3 separate regions of the Homo sapiens genome follow, and all the other regions are linked to region 2. Evidence: chromatin contacts called from ENCODE Hi-C or POLR2A ChIA-PET data. All regions are on one chromosome and are shown on one strand. The core of a region is the stretch at or near the end of the contact, and the rest is flanking DNA. Distances in the headings are between cores, read along the strand shown.

The links. Hi-C counts contacts between places; a loop is a spot of excess contacts on that map. ChIA-PET counts read pairs that join two places held with the same protein, here RNA polymerase II (POLR2A). Pooled maps may share reads with other maps.
Region 1: a loop to region 2 is called in a map of PC-9, with 6 times the contacts of the local background. The contact joins the enhancer-like site here to the promoter of VAMP1 in region 2. A Hi-C loop is called at or near these places in 3 of 168 maps with a recorded cell type or tissue (Calu3, PC-9 and psoas muscle) and 8 of 50 pooled maps. POLR2A ChIA-PET finds 5 or more read pairs at or near these places in 6 of 52 experiments (A549, HEK293T, WTC11 and 3 more).
Region 3: a loop to region 2 is called in a pooled map, with 3 times the contacts of the local background. The contact joins the enhancer-like site here to the promoter of VAMP1 in region 2. A Hi-C loop is called at or near these places in 3 of 168 maps with a recorded cell type or tissue (PC-9, chondrocyte and mammary epithelial cell), 1 of 37 single-sample maps with no recorded cell type and 9 of 50 pooled maps. POLR2A ChIA-PET finds 5 or more read pairs at or near these places in 6 of 52 experiments (A549, AG04449, CD8-positive, alpha-beta memory T cell and 3 more).

Annotation. Positions count from the first base shown.
Region 1 is chr12:6,214,597-6,218,646 of GRCh38, forward strand. All of the region lies in intron 1 of CD9 (CD9 molecule), which reads left to right. Among named protein-coding and RNA genes, the nearest start is that of CD9, 16 kb to the left of the region's middle. RefSeq lists enhancers at 1-256, 257-758, 759-1,262, 3,353-4,050, 3,783-4,050 and a silencer at 587-881. Within about 2 kb of position 1,500, at least 24 of the 41 ENCODE cell types and tissues checked have a DNase peak (open chromatin) inside an H3K27ac peak, as active enhancers do; they include PC-9 and endothelial cell of umbilical vein, where a contact is called at or near this core.
Region 2 is chr12:6,468,287-6,472,583 of GRCh38, forward strand. It overlaps VAMP1 (vesicle associated membrane protein 1), which reads right to left and starts at 2,391. Exons shown (of 5, transcript NM_014231.5): 1 at 2,244-2,391. The coding sequence starts at 2,245. It also overlaps a transcript of TAPBPL not described here. RefSeq lists silencers at 1,873-1,922, 2,423-2,472, 2,683-2,942.
Region 3 is chr12:6,275,638-6,280,080 of GRCh38, forward strand. The region is part of intron 2 of LOC105369625 (a long non-coding RNA gene); the gene reads right to left. Among named protein-coding and RNA genes, the nearest start is that of PLEKHG6, 33 kb to the right of the region's middle. RefSeq lists a silencer at 2,877-3,356 and an enhancer at 4,366-4,443. Within about 2 kb of position 2,599, at least 32 of the 41 ENCODE cell types and tissues checked have a DNase peak (open chromatin) inside an H3K27ac peak, as active enhancers do; they include PC-9 and mammary epithelial cell, where a contact is called at or near this core.

The DNA of each region.
Region 1 (4,050 bases), core at 250-2,749, 250 kb before region 2:
CCTCTCAGCCTCCCAAAGTGCTAGGTCAGGTCAGAGGCCTGACCATCAGCCTCTGAGTGTATTCTTTTAAAAAATTGTTTTTCTAGAGTTCGGGGAGGTTTGAGGAGAAGTCCAGTCTCATGCATAACAGCGAGCTGGCCTAGGGAGCACAGCCGGCTGCAGAATTCAGGGGGGAGGTTCTTACCAGGAGTGCCCTGCTGCAGGTTGTGGGAGCCTCTCACGGGCCCACTGAGTCACCAGGGCCTGTTACCAGAGGAGAGTTCACGCAGGCAGGGCCTGGGTGGTGGATGTGCATTTGGGAGCCAAACGCAGGTTCCAACTTGAGCCCTTTACCATGACTTCCTGGCTCAGTGGGTTCAGCACAGAGTTGTCCAGCCGTTCTCTCTCCTTTCTTACCTCTTCCTGCCTTCCCACCTCTCTGCATCCTCACCCTTAATGGTCACAATGCCGCATTTCCAGGGTGACCCCAGGTTCCCTCCCCGTGGCTCACAGTGCTGGTCAAAGCATTTGAGCCCCCAAATGCCCCACTCTCCAGATCGGAGTGTAAAGTAGTAGGTGCCAGTCCTGCTCCCTCGTGGGGCTGGGCAGTGAGCTCTCCCTAACACACACAAAGCACCTCCAGCTCAGAGGAAGCTCACACCTCCCATCCATGCCTTCAGGCTTTTCGGCACTGGCATTTAGAAAGCTATTCTCTGGATTCAGAACCCCCAGAGAGAGCTTTTCTCTGTCCTTCCTGATTATTGGTGTGTAAATGAAGGCCTAGAGTAGTGGTTCTTAAACTTGAGCGTGATGAGAGTCACCTGGGGAGGTGTTGGAAAACAGAGTGCCGGCCCAGTCCCACTCCAGTTTCACTGAGTGAGTCTAGGAGGGAACTGCGAATTTGCATGTCCAGGTTCCTGGGTCATCCTGCTGCTGGTCTGGGGTCATTTCGAGAGCTGCTGGACTGGCATAGAGAAGAGTTTCCTGGGTTGCCTTTGAAGATAAGAATTTCTGAAGGTTTGAGCACTGCCTTCAGACAGTGGCTCGGTAGAAGTCCCAAGAGCAGAAGTTGTCTGGAGAGGAGAGATGGCCCCCAGGATGCGCCTGACCAACCAGTCATACCTACAAAAGGGAGTTCTGGTTCTCTAGGGCTGTGATCTCTGGGGCTTTTCAACTTGGCTGTAGTAAAACTAAAGTTAGTAATATGCCCTGTTGTCATCTAGAAATTCCGCCATGAGCTATTACAGTAGTTTAGTTGGGACGCTTAAGGAGAGCAAGTCGTGGCAATTTCTTCTGCTGATTACAGCGGAGTTTTGGTTTTCTTGTTCCCGGTGTTTACTGTGTGGTGGAGCTGGATAAGGGAGCACCCCAAAGCCTCTAGTCCTGCCCAAGTGGCTTTGCCCTTCCAAAGACAACAGCCCCAGCCTTCATTTGGAGGTGGGAGAGGAGGACACAGAGAGGGTTGGAGGAGGCTGTGGGCATCGGGATCCTGTTTGTTCTTGCTGGCACTGCCTGGCCCGGCTTCCTGAGGAGTGAATCAGCCCATCCAAGGCTTGGCATGCAGTAGTGAGCCAAGGGTTGCCATGGAGATGGGCGAGGCCCAGAGCCCACAGGTCTGGGTGGCCTGACTTGTTTTTAAATGTTGAAGTCTGTGCGAAGAGGGAGGGCCTATCTCCACTTCTGTGGCTTTCTTAAAGCGTGACTGGTATTTTGGGGCCTGGAAAACTGCTGGTGTGGGAAACTTGCATCCCCAGTATTTGGTGTGTTGCTTACTTCCTGGGTGCTATGGACAACTATGACTAATGCTCTCCCAAGTTTAGTAGATGACAAAAACAAAAACCAGGGCTGACAAGCATCTTATTGAAGGAGGGTGATAAAGAGGCCAAGGTTTCCTCTCCTGCCCAACCCAGGAAAATCCCCTCTCTCTCTGTTATCTGCTGCTGTAATAACTCCTTTCAGCAGGGTTAATTTGCCCACGGAAGCAGTTTGTGATCCAAGGAAGGACAGAAGCCTAAAATCTGAGCCAACAGTCTCCCTTTAGCCTTCCTTCCCCACTTTCCTTTGGCCATTCCCATCCAGTCTTAGTGGAGCTCTGGATGGCAGTTTGCAGGTGTGAAGCAGATAAGTTTATCCATTTTCCTCCACTACCCAGCGCTCACACAGACTCCCACACAAACCAGGAAACAGAACCCCAGTGTCCTAAATTCCCCCGCTGCCACCCAGCCGCCTTCTCCGATCACAGGAGGACACAACAGCCGTCCACAGAGGGCCCATGAATTGACCCAGTGTCACCTCACGTCTTTCTCAGGGTTTATTATTATTGTCATTTTTTTTCCCTATGGAATCCGGCTGGCTGTAACACTTCACAGTTTTCAGAATGTTTTACATGCATCACTTTATTTAATCCTCTCCTTCAACCTACGTTGAAGGCAGGACAGGTATCATACTGTTTTTTTTCCACAAACGAGGACTGTAACGTTCAGAGAAGCTGAGGAAAGTGTGTAGTGTCAGAGAGCTCCTAGGTAGCAGTGCCAGAATTAGAGCCCAAGTTTATATCCATCACAGTCCAGTCATTCTCAACAGAGGCGTGCAATAGAATCCCTGGGAGCACAAAGAGTCCCCTGGGATTGCTGAGGCAGGTGCATGTTTAGAAATCCCCCAGGTAGGCTGGGTGCCATGGCTCACACCTGTAATCCCAAGCTTTGGGAGGCCAAGGTGGGTGGATTGCTTGAGCTCAGGAGTTCAAGACCAGCCTGAGCAACACGGTGAAACCCTGTCTCTACAAAAAAAATAAGAAAAAAAAAAATTAGCCATGTATGGTGGCTTCCACCTGTGGTGCCAGCTACTTGAGAGACTGAAGTAGGAGGATCGCTTGAGCCCGGGAAGCAGAGGTTGCAGTGAGCCAAGATTGTGCCACTGTACTCCAGCCTGGGTGACAGATTGAGACCTGTCTCAAAAAAACAAGTATTTTCCCAGATGATTCTGATGCCCACCCCATAAAGAAGCAGGCCCTAGGTGGCACAGCTGTGCAGGCAGCAGCTCACTATTCTTTCTATTAAGCCACCTGTCCCTTGTTGAAAATTGTGTATCATTTTGACCATGGGCTCAGCAGAGTAACCAAGTAGCCATTGCTTTTCCAGGAGGACAATGGGAAGTTGGGAAGAAAGTTCTCCCTCCTTCCTGGACTCCATCCACTCACCACTGCCCACCTCCAACCCCTCCCAAAGTGGTAGATATGGCCACCTCAAGGCCAAGGCATCCTCAGCAAGAAATCACTGTGAGCAATGATCTGCTCTCCACTTTCTGGGCTTTCCAAGGCAGCTGAATAGAGGAAGCATAACAAATATTTTGTCCTTTTTAAAAAATGGGCTGGGTACAGTGGCTCATGCTTGTAATCCCAGCACTTTGAGAGGCCAAGCTGGGTGGATCTCCTGAGCCCAGGAGTTCGAGACCAGCCTGGACAACATGGGGAAACTTCATCTCTACAAATAATTTTTAAAAATTAGCTGGGCGTGGTGGTGCACACCTGTAGTCCCAGCTACTCAGGAGGCTGAGGTGGGAGGATCATCTGAGCCTAGAGAGGTCGAGGCTGCAGTGAGCCATGGTCATACCACTGCACTCCAGCCTGGGTGACAGAGTGAGACCCTGTCTCAAAAAAAAAAAAGTGTATGGCCAGTCAGTACATATTACAGAAGATGGGACCTGGAGGAAAAGGGGGCCCACGCCAAGAGCACCCAGTTTGTTTGACCACAAAGGATTTTTCTTTGCAGTAGGATTTGTCCCATAGGCAAACTTGGCTTCTCCCACCCGGGGAGTGGCATGCAGTATGCCCTCCCCCACACTGAAACCACGTTCAACCCACTGCTCTTTTCCTCTTCCTCTGGGTTACCTCCTCTTTTTCAGCACACCTACTTCAAGAATTTCCATCAGGAGGCCAGGCTGTACATACGAACCTCCCCAGGTTCTAACTGGAACTGGTTTTGCACACTTGGCATAGAGTCCCCAGAGCAGCCAGGTGCCCCTAAGCTCCGTTACACTTTGATGTTTTTTGTTTAATCCTCCTTTGAAATT
Region 2 (4,297 bases), core at 1,141-3,640:
TATGGTTATTGGTTTATATGCCCAGTTATTGGTTATGCTTCACACAAGATGAGGAAATCAGGGCTGCCATAAGGGCAGCTTGGAAAATCACCAAAGGCAAAGTCTATGTAGGTGGAGTGAGTCAGGACTGTTTGTTTGCTTTGTTTTTGGCAGAGAAAATGGGGGTTTCACTTAGATAGAATCTGGGGCCCAAAGCAATTACATTAGTTATGGAAACTGTTCCAAGAGCATAGACAGGAAGCAAAAATGCTAGAAATTGTCCTCAATGTGCATGCATTATAGACATTCTGTCCCTTCCTTTTCTGGATTTGACAGTCTCAGATGACTCCCTTGGTTACTTACATCCCAAAGAGAGATCTTGGTTTACTGTACTATACACACAGAGAATGTTCTCTCATTCTGTACCACTCAAAGTTAGTGTGTGGTCTTCAAGACAAACTCCTCTCCATGTCCCAAAACATGGAGGCTAAACTCACCTCCTAAAGAATTCCCAGAAGTATAACCTAAGTCATGAGATGTTCTCGGCCAAGGAAGCACCCACAGGCAGGGGGGAGATCTCTCAAATTTGATGGAGAATAGAAATTACAGTAAGAACTCCTCAAACAGAAGCAGAATCTCACCAAACATACTTCACAGGAGCAGTCCAAGAGTAAATGCAACAAAAATGAAACCACAAAGTCACCTAAAAGGAAATTATTTGACTAATTACAATAGAACTAATACCCAGAAGCTCATTCTCCTTGATTAAGTGAATTTCTTTTAGTCTAAAAAGATAGAGAATAACTCCTCAGAGAGGCTATGGTAGCAGATTACACCTGACTCATTCCCCATTTGAAGAATCACTTTTCCATTTCCCTCTAAGGTGCAAAGGAGGTAAAGCAAAGATAGACACAAAGTCATGGGAGCCACAAGACTCTTGTCCTGCCACTGAGCTAGCTAAGCAATCTAGCTCTCGACTTAAGGCAGAAAATTCAATGAGTAGGTAGCAGCCAGTGTTGGAAGCAGTCCAGGATGGTAGCACCAATGACAAGATTAAGGTCAGAGACCTCGTGATGCCCCGCTAGCCACCACGATTTTTCTGTTGCCTTCTGTTCATCCCACGTAGATACTATCTGGAAGCCCCCTCCCCAAAATGAAAACAACTGGAATTCTACGGCTTGCCCAAAATGCATAGAACACTCATATCTGGTTAAAACCATAGAAATCAAAAAGAAAAAGTGAAATGGCTATGAAGTATTTGCAAGGCCAATTTCACTTACTACTTGTTGGGAGTTGGAAACACTCAACAGTAAAATATCTAGGGATAATTACAACCCTTATGTAACACAAGTAAATCTTTCCCTTTTTTGTCACTTAGAGAAGCAACATAAATACATCTAGGACCAGGCCAGGGTAGTAATCAGAAAGAAAAATCTGTATTAGACATATTGAGGTCTTGACAGAGAAGTACTTCGTTTGTTTAGCCGTAGTTTTCCCTCAAGATCATGCGAAGGGGGTGATGTTGAAGACTGCTGGAGACTAAACTGTGTGTGTTGGAGGAAAGGGGGAAAGCTCAGCTCTCCCTATTTCTCCTCCAACTATTTGGTAAGACTCGGTGATAGAAAAACATCTCCTATACGAATGGCCTTGGTATGAACAGCCGCTTGGGATGACAGGCCACTATCCCACTACCCCTTGAGTCTTTCTGAGCTGCTCACCTGGTGCCAGAGAACTGGCAGATAAGTTTCTGCAGCTTTGCTCACTGCCATGAGGGGGGCTAGACATCACACTTTGGGTGAGGGGTAAACAAATCCAGAGATTGTAGGGCAACATAAGTTACCAACTGGCAGTTGCACCCATGACTGTCTTTCCTGAGGCGCTGAGTAGTGATTTAGCCAGATGACAGAAATACCTTTCGAGTCCCCTGCCCAGTTGTCTCCATCCACCACCCCCAGCCCCCGCCCTCTCCGAGTCTCCACTATACCAAAACCAGAATGAGGCGCCACTCAGACGAGAGGAGAGGGTGCAATGATTGTGGGACCCCTGCGCCCCTGCCCCGCCCGTGGGGTGCTAGCTGTGGCTGGTGCGAGAATGGGGTGCTGGCCCCCCTCCCTGGGGGTGGCCCGGTCCGGAAGCGGCGCGCGGTGGTAGTTCCCCGCGTTGCTGCAGCTGCTGCATTGCGCCATTTTCCGTCCCGCAGAATCGGGAGCTTGGGGCGAGAGTTGTCAAGGAGGTGCCGAGCCCCCACACCAGAGTCAACTCACATTTTTCTGACAGAGAGAGTGAGGGTCTGTTCCTCTCCGGAGGCTGCGGCGAGACACCCGGTGAGGGACGCTGCGGCTGAAGTGGACGGAACTGCCAAGCTCCGCCTCGCGCCGACTACCCCGCGGTCTAGCTGCGCTGGAACTTACTGCAGCTGCCGCGCCGGCCTCCGCCTTTATTAGTGCTGACCACGCCTCCCGGATAACGGTGACAACCCCGCGGCCCAATCCATGCCCAGGACGGTCGCCCAGCGCTACAGGCCTAGCCCGCCCCGCCCCTGCCAATTGCCAGTCACAACTCTCCTCTCATCCGACTCCGGAAAGGAGCGGTTGCTGTGAGGATCCTTCAGTGATCAATGCGACCATAGTTTGCGCTCCAGTCTGGCGGAGGGACGGGGCGGGGTGGAGATGAGGTCTGTCCCTTCGGAGGGCGCTTCAGCAGTTTGTTAGGCATTTGTGGTGCCTCCCAACCAATCGCTAGGCAGTTACTGAAGACCGTGCCCGCCCCTGCCCCACCCCGCGCCGGGACTCGCGCATTCAGCTGGAGGCGGCGGCTTCCTGGTGCGCGCCCAGCCCTGGTGCCCTGCTCTGGCCCTCGCTCCGCACCACCGCCCCGCCTCTAACTAACGCTCTGAGAGGGTGCAGGAGCCTCGAGACACAGCCACAAGCTCCTGGTGCCAGATACCGGATGCGGGGTTCCGTCCCACCAAAGCAAGCACGAAGCTTTCGTTCATTCGTTTCTTTCAACATAGCCTTCCTAAATTGAACTCCCTCCCAAACCTGCTCCAGTCGAGGTTACCACATCGACTCAGTTGCCCAGACCAGAAACGTGGAAACCATCCTAGATTTCCTCCCCTTCACCTTTACCTCTCCCCCAGTAATCTGCCAAATCGAGTTGATTTTTCCTTCTTGGCATTCCAGTGATTATCTCCCCTCTGCTCACTATTATCCCTTTCCTGGACTCCATCAGTTGGAAAATTCACCATTATTTTATGTCCCGCTAAGAAAAAAGGTTACAAGGCCGGGCGCAGTGGCTCACACCTGTAATCCCAGCACTTTGGGAGGCCGAGTCAGGCAGATTACCTGAGATCAGGAGTTCGAGACCAGCCTGGCCAACATGGCGAAACCTCTGTCTCTACTAAAAATACAAAACAGCCAGGCATGGTGGCGGGCGCCTGTAATCCCAGCTACTCGTGAGGCTGAGATAAGAGAATCGCTTGAAGCCGGGAGCCGACGGTTGCAGTGAGCCGAGATCACGCCACTGCACTCCAGCCTGGGCAACAGAGCAAGACCCTGTTTCAAAAAAAAAAAGAAAAAAGGTTGCAAATTATCTGTGACAAATGCTTTCCTTACCACTTAGCATTTTTGTTTTACATGTATTGAAAATATGGGTTTATATACATACCGATTTCTATATTTCACTCTTGTGCATGCATAAAAAGGGAAATAGAAAACAATAACATGGTAACTATCCCTAAAACTTCACAGAGACTGATTGTTAATGATTCACTTTTTTGACTCAGTCTTGGATGTCCACTAATTTCCACGCAATGTAGTCCTCTGTGCATTTCATAAGGGCTTTGGTGATGCAGCATTTCCTAAGAGTGTTCCTCTCCAGGCTCTAGAGTTTTCTTCCAAGCCTCAGACACCCATTTGGCAAGCTTTGATGCTCATGAGCAGGTATGACAAATATAGTTTGACTGCTGTCTGACTAATAGCTAAAGTGAAACATCCCAATTAGAAGATATTGAAATGCAAAAAAACAAACAAACAAGCACACACAAAAAACCCAAGTGCCTCCTAAGATCAATGATACATCATTCTGCTTCCAGTCTTGCCATCCTTTACATCTATTCTCTAAAAAGTCCACCAAAGTTATCTATCCAAATGTCACAAGTCTTCTTAAGGAAACAATTGCACTTGGAAACATAATGCATTCATCATATGTGTTTATCCCATTCTCCTCCTGAAACCACATCAAAATGGCAAGTTAGGGGGAAAAATGACAATTTGGGAAAATTTGCAAAAAATTATAAGCCCCCAAAGACAAAAAGAAT
Region 3 (4,443 bases), core at 1,349-3,848, 190 kb before region 2:
ACTTGGTGAAACCCCATTTCTACCAAAAATGAAAAAAAATTACCCGGACATGGAGACACATGCCTGTAATCCCAGCTACTCAGGAGGCTGAGGCACGAGAATCACTTGAACCTGGGAGGCAGAGGTTGCAGTGAGCCGAGGTCGCAGTGAGCCGAGGTCGCGCCACCACACTCCAGCCCGGCCGACAGGGCAAGACTCCGTCTCAAAAAAAAATAAATGCTATGAAGCTGGCAGATACCAGACCCAACATTACTCCAGGGTGGAAAGCAATACTGAAAGAGAGGGAGAAACAACTTGCCCCAGAAGAGGGGAGATGCAATCCCTCCCTCCAGCTCACACAGGGAAGCAGACACACGCATGGAGAAGCAGACAGATGTGAGAGCTCATGACAGTTCCCGGGCTGCCAGCATGGCCGCTCTAAGCCCTCAGAGTTCAAGGGTCCAACCCCAGGTGAAAAGCTCAGAGGAGGGTCTACTCTGCCCAGAACCTCTGAGGGAATGAACGCCACTGGGAGGGGGAGAATACTGGTGCCTGGTAAGGAGAGAAATCCAGTAAACTGAGGCAGGGGCCAGAAGAGGCTGAGAAGGGACAGGACTCCAAAAGCAGCACTCACCTCTAACCTCTATTCCAAAACCACCCTAGTGGGAAAATCCTGGACACTCTACCAGTGAGAAGAAAGGGAGTCCACCCTGAAGTTTGCAAACATAGCTGCACAGGAAAATCACAGGAATTGTTTCTTCGAAGTATAGATTCCTAGGGCTACCTCAGCCTAGCTTGTGGAAATCCTGATGCCCAGGGAGAAGCACAGATTTACTCAATCGGAATCTCTTGGGAGGGCTCAAGCACGAGCATTCCCTTTAAGTCCACTGTATCATTGTACAATCAAGGTTGAGAACCACTGCTTTCAAAAGGCCGGGGGAATCCGTGTGTTGAACGTGTCTCAAGAGATTCTAATGAACCCCAGGTCAGCCCTGCTCTGCTCACAGGTAAATGGGAAACCTTGCTAAAGATAACTCATCCCAAATCATCAAGTGTCGTCTACAAAACCAGCAAGGGGGCGGGTGCGGTGGCTCAAGCCTGTAATCCCAGCACTTTGAGAGGCCAAGACAGGCAGATCACAAGGTCAGGAGTTCAAGACCAGCCTGGCCAACATGGTGAAACCCCATCTCTACTACAAATACAAAAAATTAGCTGGGCACGGTGGTGCGCGTCTATAATCCCAGCTACTGGAGAGGCTGAGGCAGGAGAATTGCTTGAACCTGGGAGGCGGAGGTTGCAGTGAGCCGAGATCTCACCACTGCACTCCAGCCTGGGCAACAGAGCGAGACTCCATCTCAAACAAAAAAACAAACCAGCAAAGGGAATGGCGGGCGCCAGAGACCAGGTCCTGGGGCCATATGGAGAGCTAACAAGGAGAAAAGAGTGGCAAGTGAGTCTCTTCTGGCCCTTTGGCACCTGGGAACAACCAGAGAGCTTGGTCCTCTGGTGGCAGGAGCAGAGCAAGCAAGGGCAGCAGATTTCCATAAGGAAAGCGGCTCCTCCTCCCAGGGCTGGGTTTAACACTTTGCTCTTCAGACACTGTGAAGGGCTGAACCCTTGATAGTAAGTATGTTACCAGACTCCACCAATATCTGAACACGGCCTCTAAAGTTAGGGAGTCGGGGGAACTCCTGCACTATATTTCCTAGCTGTGTGCTCTTGAGAAAGTTACCTCGCTTCTCTGAGCTTCTGTTTCCTCAGCTACCATATGCAGATAAATAATAGCACCTTATGTCCTTGTGTGGTTGTGAAATCAAATGAGATCATTGATGCCTGAGGAGCACTTGGAACAGTACCTGGCACACATAAAGATCAGCTAGTAGGCATAGATATATAAATATCCATATGTGTTTATATAAATATGCATCTATAAATATAATTATATACCTCAAATTATACACATAAAATACAGTTGATCCTTGAACAGCACATGCAAGCATTGGGGCATCAATCCTCAAGCAGTCAAACATAATTTTTTTTTTCAATGACAGCGTTCTCGCTTTTGCCCAGTCTGGTCTTGGACTCGGGTACTCAAGCAATCCCCCAACCTCAGCCTTCTGAGTAGCTGGGACTACAGGCTCCCACACCTGAGTATAACTTTTGGCTCCCCTAAAATTTAACTACCAATAGCCTACTGTTGACTTAGAAGCCTTGCAGATAACATAAACAGTAGGTAAACACGTATTTGATGTTATATGTATTATATATTGCACTCTTACAATAAAGGAAGGTAGAGAAAATATTATTAGGAAAATCATAAGAAAGAGAAAGTGTATTTACTATTCATAAATGGAAGTAGATCAGGCATAAAAGCTGAGGAAGAGGGGGAGGAGGGAGAGGAGGGTTGGTCTTGCTGTCCCAGAGACAGCAGAAAATTCTCGAATAAACGTACTCTCGCAGTTGAACGCCCTGTTGCTCAGGGTCACCTGTATCTGTAAAATGCAATCTTAGTGGAGCGCTGACTATACGCCAGGCACTATTTTAGGCACTTTGCATGCACCTTGTGAGTGGGAGGCCCAGCAGAGCTGACTTGTGAGTTCTGGGACTTTTGGAGAGTCCCTGCGTCCGTCCGTGGGCGGGATCTCCAAGGTGAGGCCGGTGGCCCAGGTTTGGCAAGTTTTCTGCAGCTTTAACACACTCGGCTTCTGAGCCAGATCCTGTCAGGACACCTTCTTCAACCTGCCAAGCGGGGACCCACCCAGGAGTTCCTATTTTTTCCTGATTTGCTCTGAGAAGAGGCCGAAACACCGGGGTACACCCAAGAACGGAGAGGGCTTTCTCCCCACGTGTTAGCCAGGGGGCACATTTCCCCCGCGGCGGCCGCCCATGGCCGGGCCTTGGCAGAGCTGTCCCTCGAATCCGGGCCGAGCCGGGGCCGGCCCCGAAACCCGCTCTGGGAGGGAAGCCACGCCCGGCCCCAGGAAAGGAGCGACGGGAGGGCCCGCGGGAACGGCCTGGCCCAGGCCCGCGCGCCCTGCCCTGTGTTCCCGGGAGGCGCGGTCTCCTGGCGGCAGGGGAGTCCCGGGAGGGCGCAGGGCGGCGCAGAGCCTGGGATCCCCGAGGGTCAGGGCGAGCCGGCGGCCAGGGCGCGGCCGGGCGGGGAAGCCAGGGGCGGAGGGGGCGCGGTAAGCCCACGGAGGGCTGACTCATCCTGGCGCCGCCCTGACTCACCCGCGGCCGCCCTGGCAGCCCCGTCCTGCCGCGCCCCCTCGCGGCCACGCGCGGAAGCGCAGCCGGGGTGCCCCGCCCCGCCCCGTCCGCGCCCTCCTCGGAGCGCCGAGCTGGCTTTGAGCTCTGGCGAGAAAGCGCCAATCGGCGGCAACCCGGGAATCCAAGGACATATGGGGTGCATTGGAGTATTTTTCCATTTTCTTGTAGATAATGAGGTCTCGCTCTGTCGCCCAGGCTGGAGCGCAGTGGCGCGATGTCGGCTCACTGCAACCTCCACGTCCCAGGCTCAAGCGATCCTCCCGCCTCTGCCTCCTGGGTAGCTGGGACCACAGGGGCGCGCCGCCACACCCGACTAATTGTTTCGTTTTTTGTAGAGGCCGGGTATTGCGGTGTTGTCCAGGCTGGTCTGGAACTTCTGGCCTCAGCCCATCCTTCGGTCTCGGCTCCCAAAGCGCTGGGATTATAGGCATGAGCCACTGCCCCCGCGCCCACTTCTGCTTCTAAAAAATGAGTTTCAGGGCCCTCTCCTGGTACCCCAAGCCAAGGCCAAGTGGGAACTGGAAGCTGGAACAGCCCAACTACCCACCCAGCCTGCAGAGGAGAGACCAGAAATAGCCCTTAGCTTCCAGGGAGATGGCGAGTGACCTGATCCTGCGCCTGGTCGGCAGGCCCTTGAGAGCAGTGGCCTCCTCTGTCTTGCTCTCCACCCGATCCTGACTTGTAAGCCCCGTTTGCCCGCATAGTCCCACAATGTACGAAATGAATGGATGGATGAGGGGCTCTGGGGTGCAAGGGAGAAGGAAGCAGGCAGAAAAGCCTTCCTCATCGGGGGGCTTCCTCCTCCACTGTCATCCGCAAGGGACTAAGGTCCTGAATGTGAGTGCCCAGCAGATCCATGCCTGGCCCCAGCACCCTGACTCACAGCCCTCTGCCTGGGACAGTTACCCATTTCTCCTTCCCGGTGGAGCTGGGTCCTGAGATGGTGGCAAATTCACTGGCGTTGAACAGAGACTGGACTAACGAGGGTGACCAGCACTTACCCGGTGCCACCTACCATTGTGCTGAGCCTTTGTGCATAGTTTTGTATTTAATACACCTACCGTGGGCGGGAGGGGGCTGCTATTGTTGTGCCCATACTAGGAGAAGGGAGTGAAGACTTAAGGAATGGCATAAGGATCATTTGCATAGCTCTTAGTTATTTGAGCAACACATTCATTTAATTCCACAGCAATG